3 separate regions of the Mus musculus genome follow, and all the other regions are linked to region 1. Evidence: chromatin loops called from intact Hi-C (ENCODE). Cell type or tissue: left cerebral cortex. All regions are shown on one strand. Each heading gives the region's core, and the rest is flanking DNA. Links, peaks and the distances in the headings are about the cores only.

Evidence for each region. A loop is a pair of places that touch in the nucleus more often than their neighbours do. Peaks named below come from ENCODE experiments on the same cell type or tissue, not always from the same donor. Only the 100,000 strongest peaks of a DNase experiment are listed, where the experiment ranks them.
Region 2: a loop joins it to region 1, with 6 times the contacts of the local background. A loop is called at or near these places in 3 of 42 quality-filtered maps.
Region 3: it touches region 1 in a loop (5-fold over the local background); 21 of 42 quality-filtered maps call a loop at or near these places.

What each region holds. Positions count from the first base shown.
Region 1 is chr9:27,174,151-27,184,696 of GRCm38, reverse strand. No RefSeq gene overlaps it. Among named protein-coding and RNA genes, the nearest start is that of Jam3, 24 kb to the right of the region's middle. In left cerebral cortex, for the core only: a CTCF peak has its summit at 3,960; DNase peaks (open chromatin) are centred at 4,102, 4,484, 4,995, 5,555 and 1 more place; H3K27ac peaks cover 3,456 bases.
Region 2 is chr9:27,294,532-27,305,077 of GRCm38, reverse strand. It overlaps Igsf9b (immunoglobulin superfamily, member 9B), which reads right to left and starts at 5,974. Exons shown (of 20, transcript NM_001326702.1): 1 at 5,561-5,974. The coding sequence starts at 5,624. In left cerebral cortex, for the core only: a CTCF peak has its summit at 5,904; DNase peaks (open chromatin) are centred at 4,473, 4,923, 5,166, 5,928 and 3 more places; H3K4me3 peaks cover 4,261 bases; H3K27ac peaks cover 4,174 bases.
Region 3 is chr9:27,105,560-27,116,105 of GRCm38, reverse strand. Jam3 (junction adhesion molecule 3) reads left to right here. Exons shown (of 9, transcript NM_023277.4): 2 at 9,692-9,757; 3 at 10,486-10,546. Among named protein-coding and RNA genes, the nearest start is that of Jam3, 45 kb to the left of the region's middle. In left cerebral cortex, for the core only: a CTCF peak has its summit at 4,218; DNase peaks (open chromatin) are centred at 5,238, 5,692, 6,183, 6,433 and 1 more place; H3K27ac peaks cover 3,281 bases.

The DNA.
Region 1 (10,546 bases), core at 1,903-6,902:
GCTAAGTTTTTCTGTGATGGCAGCTAGGAGCATAAGAAATGCCAGCAGCTGTGATGCACTTGTCCCATGACTTACGGACTTCTACCAAACCAGAAGTAATCCAGCTGTGTAGACAGAAAGCTGCTATGGCTCACTCTCTGTCGGTGTCACTCTCCTAGGCCTGGAAGAGGGAGAAAGGAAAGCAAGCTCTGATGGTCAGTATGACCCCAAATGACAGTGTTACAATCTGGGAGCGGGTTACAGGTTGACTGCATTTTTCAGGGCTCTGGAATGCCTGCACATGTTGACCATGTATTGATGTGACAATATATGCATCCTGGTGCCACAGCCCAGAAATGTATCCAGTATATGACCAATAAGTTAAGGACACCACAGCTGCAGAGGGCTCACACCACTTCTCCCTGGAAGCCTATATGTTATATATCTGCCATCAAGGACATACACACCTGCATACATACATTCTGAGTAGACTGACTGAGAAATTGGGTCAGTCAGCCATATACTATGGGCACCAAAGCAATCACTGAGAGAAGAGTTTATGCATACCTTGAAAGTCCAAGACAAGTGATTAACACTAGAAGAGTGCTGCTCCTTAACCTGCATCCTCTGGTGGAAGGCTGTACTGTGGCAGAGAAAGGGCCTTGGTGTCCTATTATCTGCCAGAGACTCCTGATATCTACTGGATGCTAGGCATCAGCTACTTGAGGAAGCCATCCATCCATCCATCCATCCATCCATCCATCCATCCATCCATCCATCCAAGCATTTCATCACACTCAAAACTCAGACAAGGAAAGATGACTCAGTATGTACATTGTTTGCCACCTGAGTATGGTAACCAGAATTCAGATCTCTATAACCCACTAAGATCTGAGTAGGGAAAGCAGCCCACCTATAGTCCTGGTACTCTAAAGGCAGAGATGGGTAATCCCTGCCAAGTTGGTCAGCTTACTTAGCCCAGTTGATAATATCTGGGTTCAGCAAGACCTTGCCTCTGTAAATAAAGTGGAGACTGATTAAGCTTCTCCATATCTGGACTGGAGAGATGGCTCAGTGGTTAAGAGCACTGACTGCTCTTCCAGAGGTCCTGAGTTCAATTCCCAGCAATTATATGGTGGCTCACAACCATCTGTAATGGGATCCAATTCCCTCTTCTGGTGTATCTGAAGACAGCAACAGCATATTCATCACATATATAAGACAAATCAATTAAATCTTTTTAAAACGTCTCCATATCAATGTCTGTCCTTCGTACATATGAACATGAACATACCTGAGTAGCCTCAAACACATGCACATCACACACATATACAAAATAAGAAGAGGGGGAGAAGGAAGAAGAGGAGGAGGAGGAGGAAGAAGAGGAAGAAGAGGAGAAGGAGGAGGAGAAGAGGAAGAGGAAGAAGAGGAAGAGGAGGAAGAGGAAGAGGAGGAAGAGGAGGAGGGGGAGGAGGAAGAAGAAGAAGAAGAAGAAGAAGAAGAAGAAGAAGAAGAAGAAGAAGAAGAAGAAGAAGAAGAAGAAGAAGAAAGCAGTCGCTTCCATTGAGAGAGTTGTTTGTGTGAGGTACTTAGAATAGTTGCTATAGAGGAAGGTAAGCCAGATTCTGTATTCCTTGCTCCCATGTAGGCTGTCAGGGAAAAAGACCCCTGCTTGATTAGTCATGACCTAGTGTGTGCCTAGGCTGTGTGTACATGCATTCAGGAGGAAGAATTACCTCTTTTTATAGGGCCTAGGGGCTTTTATCAGAATCAGGGCAGTGGTCTTACCTGGGCTATGGATGATGAATGGATTTACCAGGTCCAGAGAGAACTTCTCCAGTAAGGGACCAGAGCTGTCTACAAGTGTGGTGTTAGGTGATATAGACAGAAGTCAGGATGATAAGTTCTATCTTACCAGTGGACACATCTGGACTCCAGTCCTTCGTTGACTAGTCTCTAGTTTTGTGACTCTTGTCTCAAGGCATTTTGAATAAGCTACCTCTCCTTTTACTCCACATGGAAAGACAAGGACACTTCTCTCCTGCTAAAATCTGTTTTAGAAAGAAATCTCCTTCAAGAATGCCACCACCATGCCCACAGCATCCCAGAAGAGGTAGGCACCCAATCACACTCACTCCTCATGGGATTTCCCTTACAACTCCGACTGAATTAATGATGAAATGAGACTTTACAGGAGGTATGACCACCCAAACATCCCAGAAAGACAGCACACAAATCAAACTGACATCTACGGGCTTCTGATGGCCAGGATGTGTAACATCTTTCAAGGAATTATGGTATGGAGAAGGAACTCAGGGGGTCCAGGGTGGAATTGACCAGCAGAGAAATTGAACCCTTTCCAGGGTCAACTGCCCTTGTGAGCTAAGCTTAGAAAACAGGTTCAAAGGACTTGGAGAAGCCTCGAGTCATGAGTATATCAACAGGTGAATCAGTAACTATCCTGGGTGCTTTGTGCCGAGGAAGATACTAGATCAACGTGAGACACTGGTTCCTACCTTCACAACTCCTACAACTTTAATTGGTGAAAGCACTGCCTAACAAGTAAAGAACACTCACAGGACAATTAAAGACGAAAGACAAAGAGGCTCCAGGGATAGTAAGACTCACTGGATAGAAATTAGACAACTATCTCAGTACCTTGGGCCCAATGCAAGTCCCCATACTTCCAAAAGCTCCAGCTACCTCCAACTCAATCATAGATAACTTCTCAGCAGTCTAGATGGTAGATAGCAGTGCCATTCCTGATTGATTGGTACTGTCTTCCTAGAGCATTCTGTTGAGAAGGATGCAGATGTATCAGGAGTGCTGTGGTGACTGGTGATGCCTATACTGCATGCCACAGGGATGTCCTGAAGATATCCTTGCTGTTTATTAACCCTTGCTGATTAAAAGCAACTGACTGGGGTTATTTCTAAGGACTCTTCATTTCTCGAATTTTGTAATTCTACCACCTATCTTAAATTTTCAGGCACTGTCTGGAAGTACAATGAGGCAGAGATCTGTGTGGGTTGGAATTATCGAGGAAAGAGGCAGCACTTCAGTGAGGCCCTGCGATGGGGGAGTGCGAGAGGCTGTGCCGGAGGTAGGAGGACATTTATGTGCATAAAAATGGAGCTGAGTATGGGCTGCTCTAGGTACAGAACAGAGGAGGCCAGCACAGCTAGGTGCATGTCTAGGCCTGGTGTGGTTAATATTAGCCATGAAAGGCTGAGTATGGATGCAAACCAGAGCTCATCTTTATAGAGCGCTCACCATGTGGTATGCCACAAAACAAAGATGATGCTCCATATAATATGCCCTCCAAGACTCATGACTCCTCTACCATCCTTCCCTGGGAAAAAAGTGGAAACCACCATTCAAAGACACACACATACTGTCCTTGGAGCTTCTTTGTCTTCTGCCCAAGGTCAGAGGACTAGTAGTCAGTAGAGCCCAGTGTTCAGTCCCACAGTGCAGTTCTCACAGTTGTAGGAACAACCTCTCTGTTCTATGTTCTCCTTCACTCCTAGACACTTCGGTTTCTGTAATGAAGCCTAGACATCATGGCCCAATCTGTGGATTTGAAAGTGGGGGAAAGGGGAATGGAGGGAGACACCTATAATCTGAGAAAGGAAGCCTTTGCCTTAGACAAGCAATTCCATGATCAGATCCAAGCCAAGGCGAGGTCATGGTAGACATAGATCACAGGCGAGTGCTGAGGACTTTGGGTGGTGCCTCATGATGGAGACTTTTCCCAAACCCTAGATGAAGAAGCAATAGGATATGCCCCAGCACTGTAGGATAAGGCAGGAAGGTGTGGGAAAGAGCGAATCTCCAGAGCTCAGCCTGTGAGGATAAAAAAAAAAAAAAAAAAAAAAAAAAAAAACAGAGCCTACCATGGTCTTCACACAAGCTCAGACGAAGCTTTTATTACCTAGGGCTGCAGCCTGTGGCCAGCTCAGTGCTGTCCCTGCCTGGCACCTGGTGGTGTGCTGAGGAACTTCTGTCCTTTCTCTCTCTGTACTCAGAAAGGTCCTGTTGTATGCCACACAGCAGGACAGGAAGCTATGGAAGACATTGTGTCTTTTCTTGCTCTGCTCACTCCCCCCCCCACTATCTGTGTCCCCATTTCCCAGCAGTGTTGCAAGACGTGCCAGCATGGCTCAGAATCCCAAAGATGAAAATAAAACCTGCCTGGTAATGCCCCAGCTTCACCCACATCCTCCATCACTGATTTTCATGGGCCAACCTCATTCTTGGATGGCTCCATTCAAGCTCAAGTGCATCTGGGGGGGGGGTCCTCACTTACCGCGTCTCTATCTTATTTATCCCATAGATCTTCCTGGTACTGAGGAAGGAGCTGGACTGAACACTGGGCTGGAAGATTCAGAATCCTGGATCTCGTCCTCTGTCCTAGCCACCGTTAGGCTCCTGCTCCTGTTTGGTATCTATTCATGGACACACATCCTAACTCCAGCTCTGTCCAGGAGGACTTTCTTCTTTCTAGGCTACTGGGCTTGGGTGGCCAAGCTCCCTGCCAAGAAATCTCACTGCATTTTCCAGCTTAGATTCTCAAATGCATCCATTCCTTCTTGTTCCAGAAGGAAAAAAAGAGCTGAGCACATCCATATCAGTGCCATCCCCCTTAAAAAAAAAAAATCAATACTCTGTTTTATCTTCCCCGTCCCACCCCAAATATGGTCTTAATTGCTTAGACTTGAAGCACAACAAGGAACCTTTTTGTTCCAGTTTGTGACACATGAAAACAAACTCAGGCTCCTCTAAGGTGCTTGTCTACCTTGAAGTGGTTCTACAGGAGGTCCTGGGACTCTCCACTGATTTCTAGCCTTCGTTGTTTCTTCTTGCCATCTAAAAGTAGGCCTCCTCAGCCTCAATAAGTCATCAGCATCCATTTGGATAAGTCGGACACATCTCCCTTCCCATGCTTCTTCCCCTGTAAGAGCATCTCTGTCCATTTCCACCCACAGGTACACGTGTAGGAGGCCCTATGTGGAGCTTTAGTGAAGACTCAGACTATGATAGGAAAATTAGCTCAGTATCAGAGACAGAAAACCCAATGATGCATCTCTGGCCAGAGAGTTAGAAGACAAGAGGACAGAGATACCCTGCATTTGCCAACAGCACTGCAGGGGCTATAGCAGGGAGAAGAGAATAGGCAGCTTGGCTCTATGCAAACCTACTGCTCCAGAGGAACTGGCTTGGCCTTTACTCCCCCCATTCGATGTTGATTTGGGGTTACTCCAGTAGGGTTCACTAAGATAATGTAAGCTGTTTTCTAGTCACAATAAAACAGCTGTTGTCTTTAGCCCCACACGTCCCCAAATACTATCTTCTAAGGACAAGGCAAGACTTCAAACACTGGCTGTTAGAAGGGGCTGAAAAGGTAAGTGCTGTTATACAATGTCTGGGAGCCATACTGACGCCATCACACCTCTGTTCCTCTGCAAGTGAAGTCCCAGTTACATAAAGCTCCAGCTGACTTGGTATAAGTTGTGACTAAGAAAACTTCCCAAACTTTCCAAGACAGTTGGTGATCCTCCACCCTCTGCCCGTCAACTGGTGAGAACTACCCCCACAGAGAGGCAAGTAGGGAGGAAGGCTCCCAGCTCCCAGGGGCCCTGACTCATCACGCACATAAACACTCCCCAACACACTTTCCCAAAACAGTTCCCCTCCCACCCACCCACCCTCCTACCAGGGCTGGGTGACAAAAACAAACGCCCCAGAGATCTTGCCAAATTCTGGGCCAGGCTTAGCCCAGAGAACAGGCAAGGAGCAAACCTCCCACAGAAGCAAGGCACATCCGTGACGTCAGTCAAAGGAAAATCACCACTTGACCCTGCCGACATTGTTTTCCAGATAGTTTCCAAAATGCATAAAATAGAAGGGGTGATCCTCCTAACACTTGGGTGGCTGAGGCAGGAGAATCTCTAAGACTTTAACATCATCTTAAGCTCCACAGTGAGTTCCAAATGAGTCAGATGTGGCAAGAGTGAGACCCTGGTTCCAACAAACAAGATAAAAAGAAACAGCTCTGTAACCACACAACTATTTTTAGAGCTTGTGTTGGTTAGGGTTTCCATTGCTTTGAAGAGACACCATGACCAAGGCAACTCTTACAAAGAAAAACATTTAATTGTGGCTGGCTTACAGTTCAGAGGTTCAGTCCATTATCATCTTGGTGGGAAGCATGGCAGCATGCAGGCAGACATAGTGCAGGAATGAGCCTCGAGTTTTACAATTTGACCTGAAGGCATCCACAAGGATACTGTCTTCTGCAGGCAGCCAAGAAGAGGATCTCTTCTACACTAGGTGGAGCTTTAGCATAAGACCTCAAAGCCCACCCTACAGTGATGTACATATTCCAATGCCACACCTATTACAACAAGGCCACATCTCCTAATAGTGCCACTTGCCATGGGCCAAGCATATTCAAACCACCACAGAGCTGGAAAGGCTCCTGCCTTTAGCTATTCTCTCCTTTCCTATCTCCACATCTACCCATCTATTCATTTTCACATCTACTTATTCATGAATAGTTATCAAACCTATCTTCAGTCCAAGTTAGAGTCCTAAGACACAGTCTGTTTCCTCATGGAGCCGTCATCTTGGAGGGAAGCTATTCAAGAGTCAGCTTCAGCAAGATGGTTGGTACTGTAGTGGGAAGACACATGTCTTAGAGGCCCTAACAGTGCATGATCCCAACTTGGAGCAGTAGAAGGCATTCACAAAATTTCACTGAGAGAAATCATGTTTAGGTTTGTATATGCTTGGCTCAGGGAGTGACACTACTAGAAGGTGTGGCCCCGTTGGAGTAGGTGTGTCACAGTGGGTGTGGGCTTTAAGACCCTTATCCTAGCTTCCTGGAAGCCAGTATTCTGCTAGCAGCCTTCAGATGAAGATGTAGAACTCTCAGCTCCTCCTGCACCAGGCCTGTCTGGATGCTGCCATGCTCTTGCTTTGATGACAATGGACTGTACCTCTGAATCTGTAAGTCAGCCCTAATTAAATATCCTTATAAGAGTTGCCTTGGTCATGGTGTCTGTTCTCAGCAATAAAACCCTAACTAAGACAGTTGAACTATGAAAAGGAGAGGCATTGCTTTCAATCAGTAAATGGGCTACTCATCTCAGCAATCGCCACGGCAGACTAACATTTGATGCCCCGACATAGTCCCCACGGACTTACACCTGAAGCGGAGCCTCTTATACTATAAGGCCCCCATAACACTCCCATGAGAAGCAGGACTGCAGTCCCTGGGACGATTTTAAAGAAAAGATGTAAGGACATTCCAAAGCAGGAAAACCAGAAAGGGCTTTGTGGAGGAAGTGGGGTTTGAATTCACCTTGAAGACCAGGAAGATTTAGATTCACAGCTCTGACAGGGAAGGCATCCTAGCCAAAAGAATGATACTAACAAAGTTAGAACTCTTGTGCCACAGGCACCGTTGACTAACACACAAGAGAAAAGTAATATCCCACATGAATGGAGTGGTGGTCCAGGTCGACAGATTACTTATGTTGGGGGTTCTTGCTCCGTAGTCCAGGCTGCTTCAGTCTCTATCCCACACAGCTCGGGGCGACTCTTAAACAAAAGCATGATGTCTCAAAGTCATAGGATTAAGAGAGTTAAAGCAGATCTTTTTATTTCACCTTCAGACCTCTTTGGGCAAGCAACATAGGTTCCTTCTCTGGGGATGCTCACATTCCCCTCTCTGCTGGTAGAGCCCTTTGGGTGCTGCCACATCCCTACAGGGTCCCTAGATGCAAAGCAAGTGGATTCCAACACAATCAGGACTGCTCCACTCTCTTCTGCTCAAATCCTCTTAGAGGGTAGAAAACTCACCCTAAAAATCTACCTTAGACTTTCTCCTTGGTCTTCCTTGGTTCATTCTGAAGTGTCTGGAATATGGCTTTCTTCTTCTTCTTCTTCTTCTTCTTCTTCTTCTTCTTCTTCTCCTTCTCCTCCTCCTCCTCCTCCTCCTCCTCCTCCTCCTCCTCCTCCTCCTCCTCCTCCTCCTCCTCCTCCTCCTCCTTCTTCTTCTTCTTCTTCTTCTTCTACTTCTCAGAAACATATTAAACCCCAGCTTTCACCATTGTTGTTTCTCACAATGGCTCAGCTCTGGGCTCATATCCATGTGGAATCTCTGTTTACATCTTCAAGCTCTTATAATGCTAGGACACTTTATATAGAATGTCAAAATGACAGAGCATTTTTAGAGAACATTTGGTGTTAAAGGGGGCTGGTTGATAAGGGGACTGGACGAGAAAAATGAATTGTAGTAGTTAGAATGGACCACAAGGTGGAGCAATGGGGCTGGAATAACTGGAGGCCAGAGCAGAAGGGTGATTTCCATTCCCACCAGCAGGCCAGCTAACAGGAAGCTAGGAAGGCTACAGTCTGAGCTCCTAGCTTGGGTTTTGGAACACAGGGAAAGGCTTGCAGAAGCAGGCTTTTCTGTTTGTTTTCCCTCCCCTCGCCCTTTATTTCTTTTTTGGCATATGGGAGCTTCTCCCTCTTCCTGGTTTCTTGGGGTATGTGGCCCAGAGTGTCCCTGGTCCCTCAGCAGGAAGAGGGAGTAACCCCCATATGCCAAAAGCTGAAAGGTTCTGCTGGCCACAGGATTGCTGGCCCTGTGACCTTAAGATTGGAGAAACAGATAAAGCATGGTCAAAGGTGTTTTATTTTGTCATTTAATGAGTTTCTTGGAGACCAGGCCTGTTCCTGAGAGAAGCTACACTCTGAATATTAGCTGTTTACACGTACACACACGCCGTGCAGACACACACGCAAAAGCAAGCATGCACAGTCTGGAACTCACTGTGTGTCCCAGGCTGGTCTCAAATTTACAACACTCCTGCCTCGGTCTCCCAGTTGCTGAGATTACAGATCTAACTCACCATAACTGGTCCCAACTGGCTATTTAAGGGGCTTTCCTGACAGAGGGTTTGCAGGCTTCTAGGAAGCACAAGAGTGTCCCTTCTGGTGTCCACCCGAAATCCATCCCACACAAGTACCATGCACATAAGAGTCCTCTTGCTTCAATTCGAATGTCCTGCACATGTCCTTTTCTAGACATTCCTCAGCGGCTTTCTCCGAATTGCGAGTCAAAATTGCGAGTCGAATTGCATGCCTATGCACAGGTGCATACACGCCCATCCTCTCCTGTCTGCAGCCTGCATTCCACAAACAGTCACTTGGACCCTCTACGGTCTCCTCACAAACAGATCCCACAGAATCCTGTGAACATTTGTCTCGGACAGAAAGCAGATGCCTGTACACAACTTGTACACACACACACACACACACACATGCTAGGCTAGACACTGCAAATGCTGAGGTAAAAATCCCACGCCTGCAGCTTTCGGGCACAGCACCTACTCAGACACTTGTTTTCCTCTTTTGCGAGCTCAGCACGGAAGGGAAAGAGTACAGAAATGGAGAACGAAATTCTAAAGGGTTGAGCTGTGTCTTCTCTTAGCTAGGGAGTCAAAAGCATTTCTGAGAGGAAGGCTTTGATTTGGAATCTTATGTGAAGCCAGGAGTGTGAGGAAGATACCTTGAGAAGCTGGCCTCAGTAGGGTTTGGGAAGGGGCTGCGTCATGGAGCAACTGGGGGGGGGCACTGTTTTTGCTCATTAAAGACAGAAAAATATGTTGGAGGAGCCCACGTGTTTGAGGACGTGAGGCAGTCATGGAACTATACCTGTAATCTTAGCACAGGGACTGGGGCACAGGGATTGCTGGGAGTTCTAAGCCATTTTAGGCTACATAATGAATTCTAGATCAGGCTAGACCACATTGCAAAACCCTGTCTCAAAAACCAACCAACCAGGGCTGGAGAGATGGCTCAGCAGTCAAGAGCACTGACTGCTCTTCTAGAGATCCTGAGTTCAATTCCTAGCAGCCACACATGGTGGCTCACAACCATCTGAAATGAAATCTGATGCCCTCTTCTGGTGTGTCTGAAGACAGCAAGAATGTACTCATATACATAAAATAAATAAATCTTCAAAGAAAAAAAAAACCAATAAAACAAAAACCAAGCAATCAATAAACAAGGAGACAGGGGGAAAGCACAAGACAGGTGGACACAGGGTTAATCAAGAGGTTGATGCCAGAGGAAGGTTAAAAAAAAAAAAAAAAAAAAAAAACCTGAATCGGAGGCACCTGAGTGAGGGGCATGTAGGATGGAATAAGGGCAGGAGAGGAAATGCCACCTGAGCAGGGGGAGAGCAGGGTGGCAGGGCAAACAGTGAGTGCAAACAGCGAAGCAGGCAGTCTTGGGGGCTGAGCCAGTGGCAGCGTTGTGCACCAGGCTCAGCAGAATGCCTGTGAGCCAGGCCAGGCCTGTGGGGAAGCCGGCCAGCTCATCTGTTATTACAAGCACAAGTCCCCCTCAATCCTGATTAACAGGAATTAAATGGCATATGGCTAATCCTCCCTGCCTCAGTTATTAATACTTCCCAGACAGTGCAGAGGAATCAGACAGCCTCCCATGCAGCCAGCCCAGAGGCTTCTCAGAGCCTGGCATTGCTAGGGCAGGC
Region 2 (10,546 bases), core at 2,494-7,493, 120 kb before region 1:
GCCTCCTCTTCCTCCTCCTCTGGGCACCAGACTCTCAAACCACAGGCCTGTTGTCTAATAATACCAGCGACAGCCACCGCCACCTCCATCTGCCAGCCTAAAAATAATCCCTGCTGAGTCCAAAAAAGACACAGCCCCCAATAGTCCCCCAATCCCTCCTCCTCAGCAGGCCAGGAGGCTCCAGGAGATTCCAGGAAGCTAGCAGACTTGGGCTCCCACCACGTGGGAGGCACACACCCAGAGGAGGACCTGAGGACAGCAGAAAGCTGGCTCCTGCCACCCAGCACTGCGTAAGGAGCACACAAGAGAGTCTAGCCTAGAGATACAACCAGTACCCAGGACACGAGGGACTCCCATTCTCTGCCTACACAGGTTGGGTGGGTTTGAGACCATCTATAACATCTATCATCCTTCTACCTAGAAAGGACTCTCACACTCTAGAAAAGCCCTACCTTGCTGTGGCTCCTGGCCAATATCCTCACAGCCTTTCTGCACCCCTCCCAGGAGGCCAAGAGACCAAGGTAGGTAAGCTCCAACTTTAGGAACAGCAAGGTACTGGGAGGACTGGGCTCCACCTCCAACCCCTCTGGCTGGACTGCCGCACCACCACCACCGCCACCTCCAATAGCATTGGTAGTGCCAGTGCTATTAGTGACCTTAATTTGCTGGGCTAGATTATATTTCCAAGAACCCTTTCCCCAGGAGCCACGGGCAGGAAGGAAGTCTGTAACTCAATCTCAGTTCATAGCTCCTCAGCAGAAAAGTGAAGTCATACCCACCCCCTACACCCACAACCTAGCCCTGACACCTAGAAAGAAGCCTGTCCTCCCGTAGCCTGTGTACCCCACAGGGCATCCTGCTCTGTACACCGCAAGGCTAGCCAGTAAGGGCATCATAGGTCAGATAGGCATAGGATATGAGTGAGAGATTACTCCCTCCCGGTAGAGCAACAGCATCCCTGCTCCGAACCAGGACGCAAGCAATGCATCACTGCTACAATCTGTGCCCATGAACGAGCTTTTTGCCACAGCCCCACATCTAGGGTATACTTCACCAGGAAGAAGATAAGGGGGCAGCATAGAAGGCACAAGGCCACGTAGGTTATCAGTCCCCTCTTTGTCCAAAGGTCAGGCAGGCAGGTCACAGCCCTGACCTCACGGAACTTACAAAACCCTCGAAGAGGCCCCATCTCCACTCACCACTCTCCTGGTTACTCATGCAAGAGCGAATAGGAAAGCAGGAAGATTTCTAAGAAAAATAGGTCAGTTGCCTCCGGCAGACCAGACCACACCCATGGGCAGTGCCCCTGGGGCAGAAGCCTGACTGCAAGCTGCTCCTCCAACCCCAATCCTCTCCCATCTCCCCAGATGCCCAGAGCTTTCTTTATCTACCCTGGACTGTGCCAGACTGATGGCAACTAATGCCTCCTAGCAAGAGAGGCAGTCGGCTTCCCCGTGGGCCAAGCCTCTGCCCTGTTACTTAGGCTTTCGGTATTGAACCTCAGGCAGTTCTTCGCCCCAGCTCTGGGCTGGAGCCTCCAACTCTAAGAACATCTGGGCTACGAGAACAGGGACGCAGGTGCAGAGCAACGAACAGGGAAGCAAGCAGCTTGCCGAGCAGTCTCGCTGCATCCCCAAGTACTCAAGAGGGGCTCCTACCTCAGACTTGTCCATAAATGCTCCTGTCCTGATGTGCTCCACGCAAGTGCACATAAACACACAAGTGCTTGCAAGGGCACGCTACACATCTAACTAAGTGGAAACACCGGTTACAGAGGCACATACACATACATACGGGGATATATGTGTGTGTGCACACATTTAAAAATATGCACACTTACTCATGCATATAGGAATATACATAACACATCCTAGGGCGCGTATGTATATGTACACATGCACACTTCTTCTAAGAAGCCAAAAGTTCTTACCAATCACAGCTCATCAAGATCCACTCTTCACACAAATTGTTCAACCCATCCCTGGAAGCAGAGGGAAGGGGGGGGGGGGTCATGTCACTCCAGGGTGGGGGTGGGGAGAGCAGCTGAGAAGCCTCCAGAAGGGAGCAGCTCTCGTGGAGACAGGAATCAGTTAAATCTCACTGTTCCTGATGCTATCCTAACTCCGGCCTCACCTCCCACCCCCGCATTTTCAGTGCAAACAGGAGGGCTGCAGGGAAACCTAATGAGCACCCAACAGAATGGAGAAAAAAAAAGCAAACCGAACAGGCTGGCCAACTCTGAGGACAGAGAGGGAGCCTAGACCCTGGAAAGTGCCAGGCACAGCAAAGAAGGGACGGATACAAGCTCTCTAACTGAGCAACCTTTACTCCTTGAGAAACCAGACCCCAACTCTCCGTCTCAGATATAAACTTGAAACCACCTGAACCAGGGACCTGACAACTCCAGGGACTGCTGCATGCTGGGCTATCGGCCTACTGCTTCCAGCTGACTCTTTCCAGTACTCAGCAGCATCATGCCTCCTCCCACACATACCTATTCCAGCTTCTTGCAGGGGGGCCTCCTACCAGACACACCCCCGCCTCCGTGTAAATGTCCTGAGACACACTCATACCAGCACTCACCACCCGGCACCAAGTTCTTCCCAGCTGAGAGGCTGTCCTGGGCTTTAAACATACTCCTTCTCATCTCCATCCACAAAGGAAGGCTGGGTGGACAAAGCCAGAGAGGACAGAGGGCACTGCTCCAAGCACAAGCAGAATCTGAATCAGATTTTCATTGGCCTGGGCACACAGGAGCCAGGGAGTCCACCAGCAGACTCGGTGGAGGTAACACTGGGAATGAAGAACAGACTTCCCTCCCTTACAGGAGGTTGAATGTCAATTATACCTCGCGCAGGATTTCCACATAGTGTGGAAACTCCCCCAGATTGCTGGGCAGATGTCTGTGATGCAGAGACTACTACATCAATAGCCTTCCTCCTCTCCTCTCCTCTCCTCTCCTCTCCTCTCCTCTCCTGTCCCCCTCCCTCCCTCCCTCCCTCCCTGAGACAGGGTTTCTCCATGTCCTGAAACTCTCTCTGTACAACAGAGATCCACCTGCCTCCACCTTTCTCTTTTCTTTACCCTCCCAACTGGATCACAGAGCTCAGTTACTTCCAAGATGCCTGACCAGAGTCAAAAGGAAGAGCCCATGCCCACCTCTGTCCCAGACTTGCAAGCTGACAGTTTGATGGGCCTGATTCTTTTCACCTAGAGCGACTCCTGCTTTGCACACAGTCCCTGAGGTTGAAGGATTTCTCCAAAGTCACCTCTGCCCCTCTCAGAACATCTGGATCCCATAAGGCCTCTCTCATCAGCACTGGCAACCCTGGCCTCACAGGCGAGCAGGTGCCCTTCCCCCGCTCTAGGCTGTAGCATCTGGCAGCCAGCAATACTTCAGCTTTGCAGACCTTGTAAAGGACTTCCAAGCAATTCTGCATGCCCCACCCACACTTCCCTGGGATGCAGGAAAGAGAGGTTCCACCAGGCAAGGTCAGCCCAGGAAGGGGTCTAGCTTCCTCGGAGGCAATCTTCTGAATGTCCCCCAACACACTCTTAACTCTCCGCTCCCTGCATAACCCAATAGGAATCCCATCCCATAGATCCTGAAATGCTAACACTGATGTCTGGTGAGCACATATTTCACAACAGGCACCCAGCCACTTCGTCACAGAACTGTTCACACACTCCAAGCCTCTACAAACTCCTACAGCTAACCCACTTTCCACTGAGGTAAGTGACATTTAGAAAAGCTGAGAAATGTGTCCAAGGTCACGGGGTCAGCAAGTGGGACGGCCAGGATTTGAATCTTGTCCATTTATCAGTAAGCCTATGTCTGTAAGTGCCTCATTGAGCCATTTCAGACTAAAAAGAATCCAAGACCAATCAGGTCACCCTTGCTCCCAGACAGAAGAGTAGGAGTTCCAGACAGAAGGACCAATAACCTTCACAACCAACAACCTTCAACACTGGGAAGTTCCTTCTTCAATCTAGCCATTCTGTGAATCTCGGCAATATAAACCCAATTTCCTGTAGTCTGTGTTTAAATTAAAACAAAACAAAAAAAAAATCTGTCCCTTGCTAAAGTTGGGAGGCTAGTTGAAGAGCCCTCCTTAGGTGTCTCTTCAATTCGGATGCTAGCACAGCCTTTTGTGCTTTCAGGGACAGCCCCACAGCAGAATATACCAAAACCCAGAGGGGAGGAGGAGGAGGAAGTCACTGAAAGACTGCATGGGAAGGGGGAAGGGAGAAGCACAGCAAGATCCACCTTTTTTCCATAAGCTTCTTCTGAGGTCACTCTGTCTCGGTTTTCCCACCTGACAAATGGAAACCTTTATAACCATCCCGACCATCATAGTGCTTGTTGGAAAGCTGTCCTTCCCTTCGCCCCACTCTCTCGTTTCAGAACCCCCTCTCAAGTAGCAGAGGAGATACATTCCAATCCGGAAACTTTCTCAAACCACTCCCCCCCACACGCCCCGAGGCAAGGTGCAAAAGAAGCCGGGGAAGCCCGCGCCTCCAGCAGAGCCCTTCAAAAAGGCTCCCTAGTCCGCAGAATCTCGTCACCCTGTCGCCTTCCACCCACAGACCGTTCCTCTCCCGCCGCCATCTCCCTGCTTTGCGAACTTGCCCGCAGTCGGGTCGGTTCCGCGCGCAGAAACCGTGAGCTCAGAGTCCTGGCAGCTTCCAGGCTCGGCTCTGACTTCCATACAAGGGCCGAGAGCCGGGTGCCACCCAGAGCTCTGCCATCTCCAAAGCGAAAGCCCTCGCGCTCAAGTATGCACCCCGCGCCTTGGCTTCTCCCTAGCTTTTTCTTGGGCTCAAACCCGAGAAGGCAGAAATAAAAAATCCCACTCGACTCTGAGACGCAGCTGGGCAGACCCCTCCCTCGCGGCCCTCGCCCCGAGGCCGCTGGGCCGGGCAGCCTGAAGCGCGGCGACGGCGCCTCCCCGGGAACTTTTGCCTGGCCGGGGCCCAGATGCAGTCAAGGTGGGCGCGGGCGGCCGACAGAACCAAGAAGAGCAGATGCTGCTCGGAGCCTCTAGGTCAATTCTGCTTGTCACCTGCCAAGGGGATCCGACCTCCGCGGCCAAGATGTGTGGAAAGGAAGGGCGCGGGGCGGAGAACCCGATCCCTTCGAGGCGGCTGCGGGGACTCCCAACCTCTTAATCGCGCCTCCCTTCAAGGGCTCCTCCATCCAGCGGTGCTGTGCAGGGCTGGGACGCGCGGAATCCTGCCTAAAGACCATCAAAGTCCCCAGCAGCCAGAGTTAGAGCACTAGGGGTTCCCCAAAGCTCAGATTCGACGTGTGGTTGTGAACCAAGGGGCCTAAGGTAGACTAAGTCCACTTTGATTCCAAGGCGTTCGCAGCCCAAGGGCTCCCGCACCTTCCCGCCGAGTTCCTCCCACCCGCAGTTCCCCAGCCTTTGCCCGGGCCAGTGCTCGGAGGTGCGCCTGGCCGGAGCCGGAGCCTCGCCCCCGGGGTTCGGGAGCCAGAGCCTGGAGCAAAGGTCTAAGAACGCCAAGAGGGTTGGAGGAGGGATGCTGCACTTCAACTCACCTTGAGCCACAAGACCTCGGGTGCTGATCACACTTGCTATCAAAGTGGCCACATACCAAATCATAGTACTACCGCGCGCCAGCCAAGAGCCTCATCCTATCGCAAAGTGCTCCTGCGTCTGCACACTTCTCGTGCCTCAGTGCCCGCTTCTCGCCCGCCTACGCCCCTTGCCGGTGCTCCTGTAGCCCGGGCGGCCCGCTCTCCATCCCTTCCTGGCTCCGCTCGTCTCGGCGCGCGCAGCCTCCCGGGCCCCGGCGCAGCGGCACCTGCACTGCCAACCGAGGCAGAGCGCAGCCAGGTCCACGGTGAAGCCTAGCCGGGCCTGTCCTGGTGGTCCGCCCCTGGCGGCTGTTTATTGGACAGTGCTCACGAGTCTAGGCACTGATTGGCTAAACTCTTAGTCCGTCGCTGCGCGAAGAAGGCGAGCCCATTTCAAGGTGCGTTGAAGTGTAGCGAGCACAGAGCCGCAGAATCATGCGCATTGCCTGGGAAAAGGCGTTGTAACGTCTTTGCTCTATTCTGTTCTCAGCTCAGACTGCATGGCAAGTTTCTGATTAAATAGATGGTAGCTTCTCGTACTGGCTAGTGGGACCCTAAGAATCTCAATAACCCTTGACAGGTTATCCGAGGGGATGGAGCCCCCGCCCACCTTGAGAATCCAACATCCGGTTTCTATCAAGAAAAAAAAAAAAAAAAAAGCAGTTCCCGGGAGGACCACGCTGATACGGGGATAGGGAAACCCAAGCATCCTGGGGAAACTAGGGAACGTCCTTTTCTGGAGAACGGTTCAAAGAGACCACGTGATACCTCCCCCCCCCACCCCCACTCTTTGCTCACTCTCTCAGAACACTACCTCCACCAAACGTTATATTAAGTTAGGCTCCATCCAGCCCAAAGCCAGGAGGATGACTAAAATGACCTCTAAAAGTCGCTAAATTTGGAATGAGTCATTGGCTCAGCTGCGGCGAGTCACAGACCCCTCTGGAACACATGTGCACACGTACTGCCACCCCCATTGCTGGTCATCGTTGCTCATGATTACTAAAGCCATTAACCCCCCCCCCCCAATAAATGCTGCCTCTCCTGCACACAAATGCTGCTTCCTCTCCTACCTTACTGAGAGCCCAGCCCCATATCAGCAGCATAAAGTCAAGGTGGCGTTTGTGAGCGATCAGGGGGTGAGGTAGAGAACCAAGGAAAAGGGAAAGGTCCTCCTCATTTCTGCAGAAGATAATAAATAAAGACGCTGGAAGAGCTTCCTATATCCCAGGCTCCCTACTCCAGCATCTCTTCATCTCCTCCCCCAATACAATTGTGTTTACACAAGGAATAAATGAGCATCATGAAAGCCTCTACAACCATCTCACAGTGTTCTGAGGCTGCCGTGGAGATGTTTATTCTTTCAAGCTTCTGACACAGTGCTGAGAGGCACAGCTCCCTAGGAGGGGCTGTTGGCCAGGGAAGAAATGGAGGGGCAATGAAGGCAATCTCTCAATAAGCACAGAGCATGAAGTTTCCCATAGACCAACAGCTTACTGCTGGAAAAGCCAATGTGTGCGCATGGACTCGTGTATCTCACATAGAGTGGCCTTGAGTGATGGAGGGTCATTCTTTTTGGAGAACTCCACTCTCGTTGCCATCCAGGAGATGAAAAGCTGAGGCTCCTAAGCAGAGAAGCACACACACTAATGAACTTTTATCATCTGAATAGCATCTGGAGAACTGGACTTCTGAATACCTCCTGCTTGCAAACTCGCCCTGCTCATGCGAACACACTCATGAGTTATCACTCTGTTGATATATTCCCATGGGCCACTGCTTTAGGTCCTTTCTGGGCTGACATTTCTTTCCTGGGGCTTTGGTGAAGCTGCACGCTCTAGATCTCCTTGACGCATCAATTCTCAGGCAACATGCACCAATTCTACCTCCAACACACACATATGCAAGTCTCCCCATAAACAGGTTTGCACACATCTATATACGTCCATACATACTTCCTCTGGGTCCTAAGTCTATCAAGACTTATTGGGATCCACTTGCAGAATGGGTGATGAGGCTAGGCTATGATTTAATTTTGACCTCAGAAACGTTCATGTTGTTGGAAACTTGATCCCCAAGGTGGCAGTATTGGAAGAATGGAACCTTCAAGAGGTAAGTCCTAGGAGCTGGAGAGACACTTGGCAATTAAGAACGTGCACAACTCTTGCAGAGTTTGGTTTTCAACATCCTAAGGTAATTGTCCATGATCTGTAACTACAGCTTTAAAGGATCTAACACCCCTTTACAGGCACTGCACTCATGTGCACACACACATACACACACACAAACACATATAGATATAGTTTAATATAAAGACGTGAGTTTGGGGCTGGAGAGATGGGGGGGGGGGCAGGGTTAAGAGCACTGGCTGCTCTTCCAGAGGTCATGAGTTCAATTCCCAACAACCACATAGTGGCTCACAACCATCCATAATTGGATCAAATGCCTTCTTCTGGTGTGTCAGCAACACTGTGTTCATATACATTTTAAACACACACACACACACACAAACAAACAAACAAACAAACAAAAAAAAAAAAACATGAGTTCTACTGAGAAGTCCTTAAGTCACTGGAAGCCATGCCACTGCTAGGTAATTCTCCTGGGATCTCCCTGGTAGTTCTCATAAGAAGGCTGTCATGAGCAGAGCTGGACTTGGTGGCCTAGGTAATTGTCCCAGCATTTGGAAGGTCAGAAGTACAAGATCATCCTCAGCTACACACAAAACTGAAGGTCACCCTGAGCTACAAGAGACCCTACTCTCATAAAAGAGAAGAGAAAACAAAGCGGAGGGTGGGGTGCTGTTAAGAAGGGAGAAAGGCTGGCCCCTCCTCCTCTCTACCTGCTACCTGGCTTGAAATCCAGCCGCTTGCCAGCACATGCTAAAGCTATTGCCATCTTCCATCTGTCTTGGGGCTTTGAACAGAAATAAACCAGAGCAGGTACCACAGCCGTGAGCATGCAGAATTGTGTGCTAAGTAAATCTTTCTTTTCTTCATGAGTCTACCTCCTTGAATATTTCATGATAACAAAACAAACAAACAAAACAAATCAACAAAAACAAACAAACAAAAAAAATGGTTAATACAACTGCATGACTCCAGGATTCATCCCCTTTTATATGCTCATAGCAGCATTTGACACCTGTGGAATGGTGTTCTTTGTCTTCTGAGGCTGGGATATAGGCAATATTGAGTCCATAGTCTAGCCCCAGGTCCTTCAATCCTTGAGGTAGAAGAGACGCATCTATTTAACATCTATGGAGCATCTACTTTGAGACAGTTTCTTCCCAGAAGTTGAGGAAAAGATAAAGCAGTTCCCACAGTCCATCCCTGCTATCCTTGCTTGGCCACCCATCTTGTCTTCAGGAGGATGGTAGTTTCTGCTAGGAAGTTAAAACCGTATATCAGATCAGAACTTAAAAGAATAAACTGAACTAGAGAGATGTTCAAAGGAAACTAAAAAGAATGTATTTCATCTGGAGATTCAACTGGAAATACAGGGACACAAGAGTGAAGACAGAGAGAAAAGGGAAGGAAATTGAATTGAAGAGGGAAAAAATTAGCATCATGACCATTATCATACAACATGTGCCGGTTCATTTCAGATCAGCTCAAGAGACACGTGTTGTAGCAACTGGCAGAGAGGAATGAGGCCAGTCAGATCTTTTCCTCTTAACATATGGCTGAGCATTTGACTCAGAACAAATGGCAACCCCTCCATCCCTAGCAGAGACATAGAGCTGAATACTCAGAGGCCACATGGGCCCCTTCCAAGAGGCGTAAGAAAGAGGAACACAAACCAACCCCCTTGAATTGGTGTTCCTGGTTCATTGTGGATACCCCTAATGAATATAGGTATCTGACACTATACACATTGGGTGTCAGAATATCTGTCATCTTTTAGTTTCATCAGAAGCTTCACTTTTGGAAACACGTAATTCTGCTCTTATCAGTTATTCCAAGAAAAGAAAACCAAACCACTCGCTACTTACTCTTACATGCCCAGAAGCCCTCAGAGGACACATAGAAAAGGTAGCCACTGGCAACCAAGGTTTCTCTTACACCCACTGAGCAATCAAACTGCAAACAGCAGCTTGTGTTTACCCTCTTCAGGGCTCTTGGTAGGATTTGGGGTAGGATGATGGCTGGAGCATCTCCTTACAAGGAAGAAGAGAGGCTGTAAACCAAAGGAATTTATTCAAAATAAGTTTGAAAGTGTTTGGTGTTTATACAGTTTGAAAATTGTTCTAATTATCTTGCCATATTTTTTAAAAAAAGTCCAAAATGATACAGTGTCTTAAAATAACAAGAGTCATTTATGTGAGCAGTGCTTGGTGGGAATACCAAACATCAGTTCCAAGATGCATGGACAGTCTGCTTTCAAGATGGCTCACACACCTTGCTCTAAGCTGGTTGTTAGCCAGGCTTGTCGGTAAAGTTTCCTGTCTCATCATACTGACTTCTCTATTGACTAGCCTGGGCTTCCTCACAGCTTGGTGGCTGGGTTTCAAGGGCCCATGTCCCAACAGAACCAAGTAAAAATACCCTTTATATCCCCCTGTCCTGGATAACACAGCTTCATGTCCACAGGTGTGACCTACCTATCCAGCTGAAAAGGAAACCATGTAGATCCTTGCCTCTCCGTGAAATAATCTCTGCTCCACACTCTGAGATGAGCTTGTGGAATGGAGGTAGCATTGCAGCCATTTTGGGAATGGTACAATTTGCTGTGAAAACAGTTTTCAAAATAAAAGCAGAAAAAAAAAAATGAACTCTAGAAAAAAAAAGAACTCTTGGAAAAATTATATTATGGAAATTGTCTCATGCAATTATGGAAGCTGAGAAGTCTAACAATATGCTGTCTAAAAGCTGAAGAACCAGAGAGGCTGGTGGCGTGATTCAGCATGACTCTAAAAGCAGGTGTGAGTTATGGACTCTGAAGCCC
Region 3 (10,546 bases), core at 1,840-6,839, 69 kb after region 1:
GCTCACCACCTCCCAGCTTTTTATAAAATTGAAAAAAAAAACCCACTTATTTTATGTTTATGTGTGTATGTTTGCAGGATTTTTTTAAAAAAAGATTTATTCATTTCATTTATATGAGTACACTAACTGTCTTCAGACACCCCAGAAGAGGGCATCAGATCCCATTACAGATGTTGTGAGCCACCTTGTGGTTGCCGGGAATTGAACTCAGAACCTTTGGCAGAGCAGTCAGTGCTCTTAACTACTGAGCCATCTCTCTACCCACTTGTAGGATTCTGTATGTACCATATGTGTAGGAGTCCATGGAGTCTAGTCAGAGCACCAGAACTGGAATTATAGAGGGACACTGTGTAGGTGCTGGGAATTGAACCCAGGTCCTCTGCAAGAGGAATAGATGCTCTTAACTGCTAAGCCATTTCACCAGCCTATTCTTTAACATTTTTGATATTTGTTTTTATGCACTTTCTTACCTTTTGTACTTCAAGGCTCATCTTCTGAGTTCTATTGACAGAATCACCCCTTTCTCCAGTGTGCCCTACGTCCTGTTACTGGAGAATGCTATTTAGAATGCCAGGGTGCTTCTGCCTCGAGGATCTCTATGGAACGGGGCTAGATGATACATGTACTTCTGCTGCCCTGCGCATGCCCACATGTCTGTGTACATTAAATAAAAAGTGTATGAAACTTGGCTCTCTATCTACAACATGATTTATTTTTTTGATTGTTACATATGTAAAGATTTTTTTTTCTCATGTGAGTTGCTAACCCACATTACTGTTGGGGGAGAGCTAGAGTGCAGTGTCCTCTCAGATGCACTTGTCAGTAGGTCCCCCCAGCCCCCCAACAGGGATCCCAGGGAATGAGGTTCTGGTATTTGTAACTGTTTCCTTTGTCACATTCTGTCCTTCAACTTAGCTTCCTGAACATCCTAGCTGATTCTTTTGTTAATTTTCTGTACAATAAAGTTCACTCTTTATGATCTTTAATTCTAATTTCTCCACAAATGCTGAGTCATGTGTTCCCTGTTGCAGCATTATACTCCAGGAATCCCATTATGTCATCCTTCCTGGCATCTTTTGATTCTTTCTTTTTTTTGGTTTTTGGAGACAGGGTTTCTCTGTATAGCCCTGGCTGTCCTGGAACTCACTCTGTAGACCAGGCTGGCCTTGAACTCAGAAATCCGCCTGCCTCTGCCTCCCAAGAGCTGGGATTAAAGACGTGCACCACCACTGCCCAGCTTGATTTTTTCCTTTTTTAATTAAAGTAATTTATTTCATGGATAGTATATATGTTTAAGCTGAATCAACAGAGACAATGTCATGGTCATTTTTTCACAGTGGCTTTGGACATAAAAAGTGTGTAGATTAGGCAGGACTAAATTTTGAACTTTGATACCCGAAATTACTGGTAAGTAACTTCGCTAGGAAACCCTTGCTTTTTTTTTTTTTTTTCATTCTGGGCTGGAATGGTTACCTTCAGCATGAGTCTGAAATGTTTCCTGCTAAAATAGTACCTCTCACTTTCTTACGCATGGCAAAGCCATTTAAAACAAACAAGTGGGAGTTAGCCCTGGGAAGGCTGCTGCTTACTTAGCATGGAGCCTGCCACCATTAATACTTGTGAATCCCCTTGGTTGCAGTGACCCAGCCTTCCGAATGTGCCGTGGGTTGCATTTTCTTTTCTACCTCTTTAAAAATATTTTTTTTCATTCTTGCCTTTTTCTTGTACTTGTGAATTTATTTATTCAGTGAACTTTAGATATTTAGTCATGATTATATGTATGGCATTAAAGTATAGTAGTTACTCCTAATTGCTTGTTTTCTTAAACTACACATAAAACTACAATGTTTATTTTGAATCATGTTGACATTTATTTGTATACTATATTTGTATAATTTATACACTGAATATACATGCATTTCTTTAATGCTCTCTTTCCGTTTGTGAGGCACGGTCTCAGTGCAGCGCAGACAGGTGTCTGACTTGTGCATTCCGACCTTACCTCCGCTCTCTGATGCTCCGCTCTCAGCTCACTCTGCTCAGAGTTGGAATTACAGGGACCCGACTAGCCACCTAGCTCTTGGGAATATTTTTCTTATTCATCGAGGAGAGAAAAATACAACCAAGCTGCTCTATTTCTAAGTATATAACTTAGTAGCAGTGAGTTAGAAAAGTCTTTCCTGTAATAGACAAATTCTTGGTAGTGTATAGTTTTGTCCTATTTTGGTGGGACTGAGCTGAAGTTAGCCTGTACACATGAGAATTGAACTTACTCTTTTTTTTTTTCTTCATAAAACCATTCTTAATTTTCCTGGTTCTTCAGTTTCAGTTACACAGGATGCTTTTAGACCATGTTTATTTTTCTTTTAACATGTTAAAGCTGAAAGTCCTGTAGCTTGAATATGTTTCTTATTGCTAGGACAATGGGATAAAGAAATCTCATCCCTTCTTTACAGTGGTTCTGAGCATGAAGTGGAGACTCCACTTCCACCTAAAGTAGGCCCATCCTCCTCCCCTGCCCGTGACAACAGCAGCTAAGGCCGCTTCTGTGCATCTCCTCAGGCTGCAGAGCCAGACAGGGCCTTGGAGAGTGTAAGCAAGATGGAAGATTATTGCACAGTTTATACAGTTGGAATGCAAATATAACTTGGTATATACTTGAATCGAATTGAATATATTCCATTTGAATTAAATTGAGTAGATTCTTTGTAGCACATAAGAGCACATATTCTTGTCTTGGAATTCTGATACCAGAATTTGTAATGACATGCAAGTAGTGTTTACAGGACCGGCTCACAGAGTCGCACCAGGCAAGGCTTCCAGTCAGGTTAGTGTTAGGGGTGATGTATTTGCAGGTGAGATGCTCTACAGAGTAAGAATATACATTGACACGTGCTGTATATTTAGTCATCACCATTGTCATGCCTCAGTACCTCCAAGATGAGTCTCATGGAAAAGATGTCTCTCTGAGCTTTCAATTAGTCTGCTATTAGCAGCCGATGATGCTGGGCTTACGAACATGCTGACTACCCTCTCTCTCCTAAGCATATTACAGATCTATACTGGTTTCAGCTAAAGCTGGACTCTTGCAGGGATGCTGCCCAGCTCATTTGTTGTTGTATAAACTTTTTGAATGATTAAAAAGGATGGAGGCCAACAACCAATTACAAAAAGAGGTAGGCTAGTACTCTGGGGGAGTCTTTCTCTTCCTGTTTCCCCTTCTGCCTTTCTGCCTTCCGACCCTGTCCTCAGGCCTACTTGGTATTTTGTTCTTCCTCCATTCTTCCTGGAAGAGTGTTTGGTGCTGATGGAGTGCAGAGGCCACATCCCATTGGTTAAGTACTTAAGAGTGTGTGTAATGCGGGTACCCCTTTTCTTCTCGTGGTCTTTCCTCATAGAGTGAGTGCACACAGAGCTCCTCCCCTTTACAAATCCCAGACCTCTTTCAAGTGTACAAAGCAACATCTTAGAGAAAGGAGAGGAGTGTGTGTGTGTGTGTGTGTGTGTGTGTGCGTGGTCACTTTTTCCGGGGCGGCTATTTCTTTACTCACCTTTGTCTCAGGCATTATTAGACAGTTTTACTATTTTGATATTAATCATATTTGTGCTTAAGAAATCTTTGGTGGAGCTGGAGAGAGGGCTCAGCAATCAGGAATGCATACTGCTCCTATAGAGGACCTGAGTTTGACAGGCAGCACCCATATCAGGTGGCTCAAAGTCACTGTTAACTCTAGCTGTAGGGGATCTGATGCTCTCTTTGGACTCAGAAGGCATCCTGTGCACCTTCTACCTCAAAATATACACATAGTTAAAAATAAAAGTATCTTTTAAAAAGTAAATCTTTGGTGTCTTGAGTTAGGAGACAGTAGAATCAAATAGAAACAGCATCTCGTCTGATTTATGGGATGTGGTGAGCCGTGGCTCTGGCTCTGTGCTCTGAGAGTCCCTCAAAGAACTCTTCTGCACATGTGTACAGTGTATGTGAACATAGGATATCCTTTTAAGAAGTACCACAGGCACAGCATTAGCACGTCAGCATCCTTCAGAGAAGCAGGTCTCCAGAGAAGAGGTATGCTAAGGAATTGTGTTGAGGTTATGAAAGCTGAAATGTTAGCAGTGTACAGTGCATCCCCGGAGCCTGGTGACCCTGGACAGACAGTGATGTCACCAGGCCCAAAGACATTTTGCTGAAGAACTTCCTCCTACATGGGGAGGGCGCTCTTCAGTCTATTTAGATCTGCAGCCAATTTTAGGATAAGATCTAATGATACCAGAGAACCCAGAGTTCCACAGTTTAAATAGTAATGCTTTGTAAAAGCACCCTCCACATTGACACATAAAATTAGCCATTCAAGCCAGATTTATTTTTAATTCTATCTTGTTTGGCTGATCCTTGTGTGTGTGTGTTTTTTCCTTTTTCCCCTTTCCTTCTTCAAGATAATAAGGTTTCTCTGGTTGTTCTGGAACTTGCTGTGTTTACCAGGCTGGCCTTGAACTCACAGAGCTCTACCTGCCTCTCTCCTGAATGCTGGAATTAAAGGTGTGTGACACCACCCAGCTTTTTTTTTTTTTTTTTGGGGGGGGGGTTTCCTGGAACTTACTCTGTAGACCAGGCTGGCCTTGAACTCAGAAATCCGCCTGCCTCTGCCTCCCAAGTGCTAGGATTAAAGGCGTGCGCCACCACAACCCCCCCCCTTTTTTTTTTTTAATATTTTAAAGAAAGACAGGGTTTTGTTCTGTATCCCAAGCTAGCCTAAGACTTCTATTCATCCTGTCCTCTCACGTGTATTACTAGGTAGACTTATACTTCATTTCTAAGGCTCTGTTAGATTGTATTGCCATTTAGTTTGGCCTTGATCACATTCGTAGTCTAAGCAGGACTTCCTCCAGCTGTGCCGTGGTCGGTCAGAACCTGCTTTGAATGATTTACGTTCTGCGGTATGTGTAGAAGGTTCTGGACAATCGCATTCGGTGTTCACTCTCCCTCAATTCTTGCCCTTAAATTCCTGGAAAGTTGGCTAATATGCTGTGACATTGTTGAAATGCTGCTTTATAGGGAAATACTTTTCTGTAAGGTGGCTTTCACTGAACAAGCACGGGCAAGTGTTCTGTTCTGAACAGTAAACACGCAGTTAATGTCCATGGATAAACCCGTGTTGCTGTTTTATATTTAGATGTGAGCCCCAGTGGGCCAGCACAGTCCCACAGTGCTCTGTGCTGACGTGATATTCTCGGCTTGAGTCCTGGTGAGGGGAAAGTTTTCTTTTGAGCAGGAGACAAAGTGAACAGAGTGCCAGAAAGCTAAATATAAATTCTCTGAGAGCCAGTCACACATAAACTAGGTTTTAGCAACAACATATTGTAGACTGAAATAATTTTAAAAGAAAAATTTTATCCTGGTTTATAGTAATTGGTATAAAGTGCAGTTAAGTAATTTTCCATGAAAAACTAAGCCTACTGATCTCCTCTTGCTGCTGGCCCTGTAGGTAAATAGAGCCACTGTTAGAGATAGAGCCCCCTTCTCCCATTATTGTAGTGGTTTAGTCCTGAGTCAGTAGATCCAGTCTCTGGTTTGCATGGCTTTAATTTCAAAGTAAGAAGAGAAAATGAAGGAAGATGCATAGTTTGCACCGAGATGCTGAGCAGTCACCCTTAGAACTGAGTTCTCTTGAGTGTGTGACACCCTTAGAACATTCAACCAGAGCGAGCGAGCAGACTGCAGAGGAGCGGACTGCAGCGCTAACAAGAGTGAGGGCTGAAGCTCATGCCATTCCAGTTCCGCACCTGTCATGGCTTAAGTCTGGGCTTGCCGCAGTATTTTATGTTATTGGCTGGTCTGGCTTGAGGCTGTAGAAGCATTTTATAGCCAGTCACTCTGGGGTGGTAGGAGGAGGCATGAGTGTCCCAGGCTGGGCAACAGACTGTTTCTGAGTGTAACTACAGATGGGGGCCTGGCTCCACTGAACGAGTTGCTGCTCAAGGCTTCCTGGGTAACACCTCGTGTTAAAACCTCCAGGCATGTTTGGCAAGTCATTCCACGCGTGAGCGTGAGGGCTTGGACAGTGGTCCTTGCCTTCACTTAGTTAGTTAGCATGGTGGCTTCACTGTGGTGTTTTCATCTGTGCACGCCAGTAGATTTGGCTCACACTTGTCCCTCCTTCTGCCTCTGCCCACCTCCCTGTCCACCCCCCAGCAATTCATAAACATCCCTTTCTGAGTCTGGCTTAGGGAAATGGTATTTTAAGCAAGTGAAGGATTGGCGTATTGCTTGCCTGCCATCCTGGCCCCAGACCCTGGCAGTCTCTAGGTCTCTCAACACTGAGGAGGAAACTGCAGTTCTTTTCACAGGTGCCTCAATTGTTCCCGGTAAGGAAAGGGAAGGGGAAGTGGAGAACACAGCAGCTCTGGGTGCTGGCCACGAGGAAGGCCACGTGAACGTCAGAGCGACAGCGCTTCCTCTTGTGCCTTATCATCCTTGCCTGGTCCCTGCCCTCCCCCTTAGCTCAGTTCCATGTCGTGAGCGGGAGGGAGAGCTGTTGGGTTGCTGAGGACTGTGCCAACTGCACATCACATCAAGTCCTTTTTAAAGCCACTTCCCTTGCAAACTTGTCTGAAAAGGGACTTTTGTAGAACAATGGGCTATCAATTTAGACTTCAGGGTCTGATTCATGTCTTTCTTTTAGTATAAAATCTCCATTATGTGGATCTGTTGCTGTCTCTTTTATTTCTGGGTAGATTTTTAGCATTGTTTTCTATAAGAAAATTAATAAAATAAATCATGAAGTAGGAATGATAAGTCCAAACTCCTGGGCTCGATTCTTGCCTGTGCTTGTTGCCAGTAGGCTCTGTCCCCTGCCTGGGAAGTGCATGCAGTAGTCTTTACTTGGAGAATATGGGAGGCTGAGTCAGTGCTGAGAATGTTGTTAGTCCCAGTGATGCTCAGAGGTGCAGTTCATTAGAATCCCAGCAGCACGGTGTGCCTCCTTGCCCTGCTCCATCGCCTGTCAAAGTACTGAGGGGTACAGGCTTTGCTGGGTCTTTTCTCTACCATAAGCATCACTTTGCAGGTAGGATAATTCCTTTAGCAGAATAGTCAGCTGATCTACAAGAAGCAAACCTTTGTAGTTTGTAGTTGGTGCCTGTCAAAATCATGCTGTCTGTAAGTTTAGGTCACATTTCTGGTCTGCTCTGCACACTCCTGACTGGCTGCTCATATGTGACATCTTACACTCTTTAACTGGTGGATTTTCATGTGACATTCCTTATCCTGACTACTGTTGCTTTCCCAGGGAAAGCACAAATTTGCCTTATGGGTATAAGATCCAGAAGGGTGGGGTGCTGGTAATTCTTGGAGCTAGCTTCTTAACCAGCGGATATGAACACTTGGAAATGACCTGAGGAACTCTGACCCTTCGTTTGCTTTGATGAGATATGCGGATGTCAACTTTTCTCTGCTTGCTCTCATTGTGCTACAAATAACCTGTGGTGGTGCATTGTAGGATGTCCTTGTGTGGGGACCATTTTAGCCTTTGGGAAGTAAGTAGCCAGATCACAGATAAGGGGTTTCCAGGTGTTTATTATCTCCTCCTAACTCTTGCTTTCGAGACAAGGTCTCACTTAGTAGCCCTAAATGGCCCTGAACTTACTATGTATCATAGTCTGGCCTCAAACTGAGTCACAGGCTTGCGCCACCACTCCTAGCCCCTCGCTTCTTTCTTTTTATTTATTATTTTAAAAATATTTTATTTTTGAAAACTCCATGCATTTATATAATGTTTTGATTGCGTCTCCACCTCCTCCCAATACCCCATCCCCTCCTACACTCTCCTTTGCAGCTTCTTGTCTTCCCTGTTGTTGTTGTTGTTGTTAATAACTAGTTACATTAGTGCTCTTCATATGCACATGAGTGACTGTGTGGACATCCAGTGTAATATGAGCAACCGATCAGCATCTGCATAGAAAGTTTGACTCTTTTTCGCTTAGAAGACTTCAGTTGCCATTACTTCCTCTGAAAGAAGTGGGGCCTTCCTTAGGCCCTCGCTCAGCCACATAGGCATTTGTTGACTGGCTTGATCTTGTGCTGGTTACCGGCACAATAGCAACCACGAACGCCGTGAGTCGATGAATGCAACAGCTACGGCACGTCCAGAAGTGAGCATTTCACATCTCTCCTCTCCATCCCGTTTGTTGTGTTCTTTCCGTCTTGTTTTGCAAAGTTCCCTGAGCTCTGGCTGGTGGGAAGTTGCAATGGATGATGCTTGCATAGCTGAGCACGGTTCATTCATTATACCTCGGAGCAGTTATGAGTCTGGGCTAACTGTGCACTTGGAAAGGAAGCTTCCCTGTCCAAGGTGGAGAGAAGCGCAGGTCTGTGCACAAAACCATCAATCTTCAGAAAGCAGTTTGACAGCAAAGCAACAGCTAGAGGATCCCCAAGCCAGAAGCTTTTGACCAACTTCCTAGTACCAGACATGAAATACTTCCCGTGGATTAGGGTTGCTCGCTAACAGTCACACCACTATTGCACCAGTGGCCATGCATTGCCAGCAGGTCAATATTGTAGCATGCAGTGTCCAGCACTGGGTCAGGCCATTGATGTCTTCTCTCTTTAGCAGCCTACACAGCACCTTCTGGCAACAGTGTAAGCTAGTTTCCTGGTCAGTTTGAGTTGATTTCTCGATATCCTGCATCTAAAGCCAATAGTATCTTTATCAATTTGGACTTACGTCAGGTTAGTGGACAACCAAGAGCAGTGGCAGTGGCCTGTCCTGGTTTTAGAGCCTCTGAGGCCTTTATGACCAACAACTCACAGGGACGTCTGCGTTAGATTGCAGTGGCAAGTGTGGGGGCGTGTTTTCTTGATTAATGATTGATGTGGGAGGGCCCAGCCTATTGTGGGTGGTGCCAGGTGGTCCTGAGGAAGCAGGCTGAGGAAGCCATGAGGAAGAAGCCGGTAAATATCATTCTTCCATGGCTTCTGCTTCTGGTCCTGCCTGAGGTTCCTGCCTTGACTTCCCTCAGTGATGGAGTGTGAAGAGTTGTAAGATAATATCAATCCTTTCTTCCCAAGTTGCTTTTAGTCATGGTGCATTATCAGCAATAGAAACCCAACCTAAGACACTAAGTGCCATTTAAAAATAAAATATAGGCTAGAGAGATAATTTGGTCAATAGGACGCTTGCCTTGAAAGCATTGAAGACCTTAGTTAGGTCTCTAGAGTTGTGTCAGATGGCAGGTATGGTGGCACACATCAGTCATCCAGTGCCGGTAGATCATTGAGGGTCACTGGCCAGACATTCAATCCTAATCCGGGATTCCAGACCGTGAGAGACCCTGTCTCAAACAACATGCCTGTGAAGCCTACCCAGGGTAGCTGTAGCAGAGAGGCTACACCGGGGCCCATTAGGATACACACAACAGTCACTCTGTTCAAAGCTTGCTGGGTCTTAGTTAGTGCTGTTCTTTGCTGCCATGAGTATTAATAATGGGTGTTTTTTTTTACTTTCAAAGCTCTTCCCTTAAGTTCTTCTAGAATATGAGAAACAAAGGAAATATCAACTATTGTTTACCCTGTGTTTTGTGATGGACATCCACGTTTACATGGAAGGAAAAGTTGTGGCCTCCACCCAGAGTTTCTTGCTGTTATGGGGCTGTCTGATTTTACTTTTTTTTTTTTTTTTTTTCCCTTTAGGCTGCATGATAGAGGCAGTGAATCTCAAATCCAGCAACCGAAACCCAGTGGTACATGAATTTGAAAGTAAGTACAGGAAACATGGAGAGGGATGGGGCCCCCTAGTGGACACTAGGTAGCTCTGCAGCCAACCCAGCACCTGTTCTATTGTGTTTATTGTATTGATATATTTATATATTTGTTTGTTTGAGATAGGATCTCACTGTGTAGCTCTGGCTGACATGGAATTCACTATAGAGACAAGGCTGGCCTGGAACTCACAGAGGTCTGTCTGTCTGTCTCTGCCTTCCAAGTGCTGGGATTAAAAGTGTGCACCACCACACCCTGTCTATTATCATCTAAAAAATATTTATTTGTGACTGTGAGCCTATGTACACAGGAGGATACTGCAGAGGTCAGAAGAGGGCCCCAGGTCTCTAGGAGATGGAGTATAGATAGTTGTGTGCTGGAAATTGAACTGCTAGCTGCAAGAGCAGTCAGTGCTCTTAGCCACTGAGCCGGCCCTCCAGCCCCTACTTCCCTGTATGGACTAGCCAAGAATGTTCAGGATGGCTGTTGTGTTGGGTAGACTAGCAACACACTCTGCAGGTTACATTGGCTGTCATCTGTTTCCTGCCTATCCTTGTATCTATACAACAAAGAAAGCTCATATAATAGATGCAGGTGTCTAAGGGAAGGTGTGCTCTCTGTAGTGAAATCCTTACTAATGTTTTCATTGGTTTTTCTGGCAGAAACTCATCTTGGAAAGTTTAAGCTTATAAGTTTAAGCTTATCTTTCTCTCATTGCTCTCCAGGTGTGGAATTGTCTTGCATCATTACGGACTCACAGACAAGTGACCCTAGGATTGAATGGAA